Linked DNA regions of Homo sapiens: region 2 is linked to region 1. The links are chromatin contacts, found by Hi-C or POLR2A ChIA-PET in ENCODE. All regions are on one chromosome and are shown on one strand. The core of a region is the stretch at or near the end of the contact, and the rest is flanking DNA. Distances in the headings are between cores, read along the strand shown.

Region 1 (2,700 bases), core at 43-2,542:
AATCTGATGATGCCCAGACTCTGAGGAAAATCTTTCAGTGCCATCTGCATGAGTTTACTATTGCTGCTTTAACAAATTACCACAAATTTGGTGGCATAAAACAATTCAAATTTTTTATCTTACACTTCTATAGGTTAAAAGTTTGACATGGATCTTACTGGGCTAGAATCAAAATGTTAGCAGGGCTGCGTTCCTTTTATGGAGTCTCTAGAGAAGAATCCATCTCCTAGCGCCTTGCCCAGCTTCTACATGATGTCTGTATTCTTTGAGTCATAGCCTCTTCCTTCCCTTTAGCAAAAGCAGGTTGAGTTCTCACTCTGCCTCATTCTGACTTCTACATAGAAGGTTTTTTCTTTACTCGTTTTGTTCATAGCTATATCCCCAGCACCTAGTAGAAAGTTTTTACTACATGTTTGTTGAATAAATGAAAAAAAATCAAAAACTTAAAAACAATGTACTAAGTGTACTTAATAAATGCAGTTGTTCCACATTCCCATCAGACCTGCAGTGTGAAGACAAAATTAGTACATCCCTTGGCTGGTTCACACATTTTTCAAGCCTCGGTAAATGAAGAAGAATATAAGCTCTGTGGGCAGATAGGCAGATTCAAATTGGTCAGTTACCCCTTATTAGCATGACTTCCGGCAAGTTATTTATCCCATCAGCTTTGGTTTCACCCTCAGGCCAATAATATTAATTACAGGGTTATTTCAAGAAGTGAATACAATGATCTAGGTGAGTAGTCTAGCAATAAGTTAGTGTTAGAAATTATTACTGAGAAAAAACAGAGAAATACACTTTTTAAGGACACAAAGTAAATGAGCTCTCAACTCCACACAACAATGGCAACCACTTGAAAACAAAGACTGGCATCTTCCTCCCTTCTCATCCTAGGAAGCTCACGTCCCATGACCTAGGGAAGCAAGCTAGGTTAATAGCAAAACTAGCCTTCCTTACCTCACCCAAGTGAGGTCTGCTAACGAAAAGATGTTAAACTCATATTTTAAAAAGTCAAGCTTCCTTTCTAAAACTATGTCTAGTTGTAACTATAAAGAACTTAAGGAACATGTTCTATCACGGACTCTGGATTTCATTGTAAAGCACTGGAGGTAACGGGGTTATGAAAGTTATGTGTATGCATTGTTACACTACTATTACTCTCTGGAATTAGTTTCCTACCATGTAGAAAAATGGGAGTGTGAACATGAACGAATCTCCCCTTCTGTTGATTGCTTCAGCTGAACCTGGAGCTGGGCAGCCTGCTTCGCCGGCTCCATAAGTCCCATTTTGTGGTTTCAGCCTGTCAAGGAGGTCACTCACTGATGACTCAGACACACTGGCCTGAAGGTATTTATGTGATCTCCGGAGTCAGCAGAAAGCCTGCCCTCAGAACAAGGCAAATATATCCCTGCTCTTGATGGCTTCAAGCTCTGCAATGGGGGGCTGACCTGACAGCTGCTTGTCCTGAGGGAGAAATAAAGGAAACTGGTGAAACACATGCTATTTCCATGAATTCCCACTCATGTGCTGTTAGAAAATTCAGCTGAGACCCTGACAATAAAGGTTAGACTTGTAGTGTCACAATAGAAAGGAAGGGAACTTTAACTTGCCTTCAGCATACCAAACAGGCTGCACTTCACAAGATCTGTAACTCACTGAACCATCTAAGATGCACCACAGAAAAACTATCAATGGGCATTTGTCTGAATTCATATTTATGGCATCTGTTTGACATGCGGTTTTCATTTAGATGGCAATCCAGATACTGTTTTGCATAAAGTTCTGGCTTTTTGAGCTGTCCATATCAATTGTCTTTTACCAAATATCGAATTTTCAGATGTTTACAGATGCACCAGAAAAATATTTTCAAATCATTCAAAAGAGTGGCATCCAACAAAAAAATCTGAACTGAATGCTAATGAAAATTCTTGGGTTCCATGTAGAAAAATGCTCTAAAATGGGAAAAATATTCTACCCAAATTTACTGCAAAAGTATAATTTTTCTGTCTTTGAGTTACAGTATTGCCCTCCTCTCCTCATTCCTAATTTAGGCAAAAGGCCCATATCAAATGCATTAAATGAGAGTTTAATCATTTTTATAACTAAGTGTAGCTTTTTTAAGAAAAGCTGTAAAAAAATCCCAGTGCAATGACACAAGCATCTCTGAGTCAACTGTTATTTCAGGGATTTATGATAATTTCTCATCTTGAGGAGAAATGAAGCTAATTGAAACAAACTCTATACTTTATATTAATGCCATTTGAATACAGTGTGCATTGCCAGTTACAAAGTGACATGGAAAATGAGGCCGCTCTCAACAACACCATCGTTTCTCAGTTTTATGTATTTTTAAATTTCCTCTATGGAAAATCTGTTCTTCATAAAAGAACTGCTAGAGAAAAATGTGGAAAAAGTTGATTCATTCCATATTTACATTCTTTCTGGTACCTGGAAATGAACCAAATGCAAAAGTATGCCAAAAAGTAGTTGAGTCATTTAGAAAACTCATCTTCCCCCAGGCAAAAGGACAAACTGCCTTGAGAAAGCCCTGCTTTGATAATATAAAACACCTTTCAGCCTAATGAGATCTGTCCTTATAACCTTTTACCCAGGCCTCAAGGAGGCCAGCCTCAAGGAGGCCAGCCTCAAGAAATGGTTAATTTTCTTTATCACACAATCTACCCTGCAAACTCCCTACCA
Region 2 (2,765 bases), core at 148-2,647, 790 kb after region 1:
CTATTTTAAAGAGAAAAACAATTTAAGGTCTTATAAAACAATTTTGTTTGCCTTGAAATTTATTTAGAAATTTTCGAAATTTTGTGTATATGTTCTCTGAGCTTTATTCTGAGTCCAGAGGAAAAGAAAATATCCTCTTTCCTGGATGGGCTGTGCCATCTCATCTTGGGCTGTGAAGTCTGCCCTACCCCATGCCACCAGTCTCAGGGGAAGGAAGCTGCCAGAGAACTTGGCTAAAAAAGGGGGATGGGGAGTAAAAGATCCAAACGATTAAATTTCCAGCTCTCAAAATAACCCCTGACTACTCCTGTCACCTCCAAATCAGGGCTTGCACACTTCTTCATGCTGGCAAAGTGCCACCCCTCTGGCCTGATCCCAGGGGGCCCTGATGAGCTATGGACGCCCCTTTATCTCTGCAAGACAGCCACGTAGAGAAGCTGGGGAGCTCACTGAATTAAGGGTGGACATGCAAGATGTATTTTCTCTTTTCTTATACTCTTACCATTCTTCTCCTTAATCTCTCTTCTGTCTTCCCCTCCATCTGTCTCCAGGCTCCTGAAAGGCCCCGTGATAGTGTTTTCTAAAACTTAGTAATTTGAGTACCACTATCACGATGTTCCTCTCCCCTGCTCTGCCTACCCCTCCGCCCCACCATATCCAAATTCCACCTGTTCTATTTGATAGCTTACTTTTTCACTTAAAAATGCAAAATCTAGCTCTTGATGTATATCACTGATTTAAATTTAAAATCAGTTTCCTTGCCATAAATAGAAAGCTCCCTGATAAATGTAATGCAAATAAAAACATATAGTAGTGGAATTTTAGTTGGATATGGCTGCTTGCTGCAGGCCTGTGCCTGAAACCTGCTGTTAGGTTAAGAAATGCTGGAGAAGTGTTAAAAACATATCAGCATCGCAGTGAGACTTGATCTTTGAAAGAGAGACACAGAAGGACAACCGAAAAGAGAGCAGCTTTCTCAAGAGGTAAATAAGTTTGTTGAAATCTGATAGGCTTCATCCCATTTCCTTCAACAACTGAGTACACTATTTGCTAACTGTACTAAAAAACGTTTTGCACATTTTTTCTTATTATTTGCTCACAGCTTTTGACTACCAGAGAATGTTTCGGATACAGGACTAATTCCTGTGGATGACAGAATGCGACCGTTGAATGGGACATTGGGTGTCATCTGGTCCAAATCTTGACCCCTTTTCATTTTCCCCGAAAGAAAGACTTGCGGCTCGGAACCGAGGGCGGCATGCCCAAGGTCACAGAAAGGGTGGTCTAATGTTTTGGTTCCTGCAGCCCAGAGAACAAGCTATCCCATCCCACAGGAGCCTTGGCGAAAAGCTCCCCGGCCGGCGCAAGGCCAGACTTCTCGCCTCCACTGTGTTGATTGCGGTTGCCAGGGCAGCGGCGCATTGCTCCCCGCCTCGTCCTGGTGACGTCACAGAGCAATGTCCAATGGGAAAGCAGCTCGGTGTCACGCACCTCCTATCCCGGCGGGCACCGCCTGCGCCGCGGCGAGTGAGGCGTCGTCCGTACTGGAGGCTAGCTCTTGTCGCGGCCGCGGCGAGTTAACATCGTTTTTCCAATCTGTCCGCGGCTGCCGCCACCCAAGACAGAGCCAGAATGTTCAGGATGCTGAACAGCAGTTTTGAGGATGACCCCTTCTTCTCGTGAGTTACGGGAGCCAGGAGTCCGGGGTCGCGCGGGAATTAAGGTATCGAGGGGAGCTATTTTAAGGGAAAAGAGCGAGTTTTAGAGGGCGAGAGAGAATTCGGAGTAACTCTGGAGGCGGTTTGAAGGAGACGAGGATTTGGAGGCCTGGGAGGGAAGAGAGAGGAGGATTTAGGGGTGTGTGAGACAGGGAAGAGACGGATTTGGGCGCATGAGGTGGAGAGAGGAGGGTTTGGACGCGTGAGGTAGGCGGAGGGAAGTTTGGGGGCGTGAGGTGTGGGGAGGAGAGTTAAGGCTGGGAGTGGGGGGAGAAGAGTTGAGGCCGGGAGGTGGGGGGAGGAGAATTGAGGGCATGAGGTGGGGAGAAGAGGTTGAGGGCGTGAGGTGAGGGAAGGGTTTGGGAGCATGAGGTGGGAGGGAGGAGGGTTGAGGGCGTGAGGTGAGGGGAAGGGTTGAGGGTGTGAGGTGAGGGGAAGGGTTGAGGGCGTGAGGTGAGGGGAAGGGTTGAGGGCGTGAGGTGAGGGGAAGGGTTGAGGGCGTGAGGTGGGGGAAGGGTTTGAAAGCGTGAGGTGGGGGGAGGAGGGTTGAGGCTGTGAGGTGGGGGGAGGGTTTGGGAGCGTGGGGTGGGAGGAGGAGGGTTTGGGGGAGTAAGGTGGAGGGGGGAGGGTTGAGGGTGTGAGATGGACGAAGGAGGATTTGGGGGTGTGAGGCGTTTGGAGGAGGGTTGAGGGCGTGAGGTGGGGGGAGGGTTTGGGAGCATGAGGTGTGGGGGAGAGTTGAAGGTGTGAGGTGTAGGAGGAGGGTTGAGGACGTGAGGTGGGAGGAGGATTTGGGAGCATGAGGTGTGGGGGAGGGTTGAGGGTGTGAGGTGAGGGGAAGGAGGGTTTTGGACCGCGAGGTGGGGGGAGGAGGGTTGAGGGCGTGAGGTGGGGGGACGGTTTGGGAGCATGAGGTGCAGGGGAGAGTTAAGAGCTTGAAGTGCAGGGACGAGGGTTGAGGGCGTGAGTTGGTGGGGAGGGTTTGGGAGTATGAAGTGCAGGGGAGGATTGAGGGCATGAGTTGGTGGGGATGGTTTGGGAGCGTGA

What was found. A loop is a pair of places that touch in the nucleus more often than their neighbours do. ChIA-PET counts read pairs that join two places held with the same protein, here RNA polymerase II (POLR2A).
Region 2: a loop to region 1 is called in a map of mammary epithelial cell, with 12 times the contacts of the local background. The contact joins the promoter of MLF1-DT here to the enhancer-like site in region 1. A Hi-C loop is called at or near these places in 1 of 168 maps with a recorded cell type or tissue (mammary epithelial cell). POLR2A ChIA-PET finds 5 or more read pairs at or near these places in 2 of 52 experiments (B cell and GM10248).

The regions. Positions count from the first base shown.
Region 1 is chr3:157,783,932-157,786,631 of GRCh38, forward strand. No RefSeq gene overlaps it. Among named protein-coding and RNA genes, the nearest start is that of VEPH1, 280 kb to the left of the region's middle. Within about 2 kb of position 1,293, at least 3 of the 41 ENCODE cell types and tissues checked have a DNase peak (open chromatin) inside an H3K27ac peak, as active enhancers do.
Region 2 is chr3:158,569,669-158,572,433 of GRCh38, forward strand. MLF1-DT (MLF1 divergent transcript) reads right to left here and starts at 1,398. Exons shown (of 5, transcript NR_104147.1): 1 at 503-1,398. MLF1 (myeloid leukemia factor 1) reads left to right here and starts at 1,526. Exons shown (of 8, transcript NM_001369783.1): 1 at 1,526-1,679. The coding sequence starts at 1,633.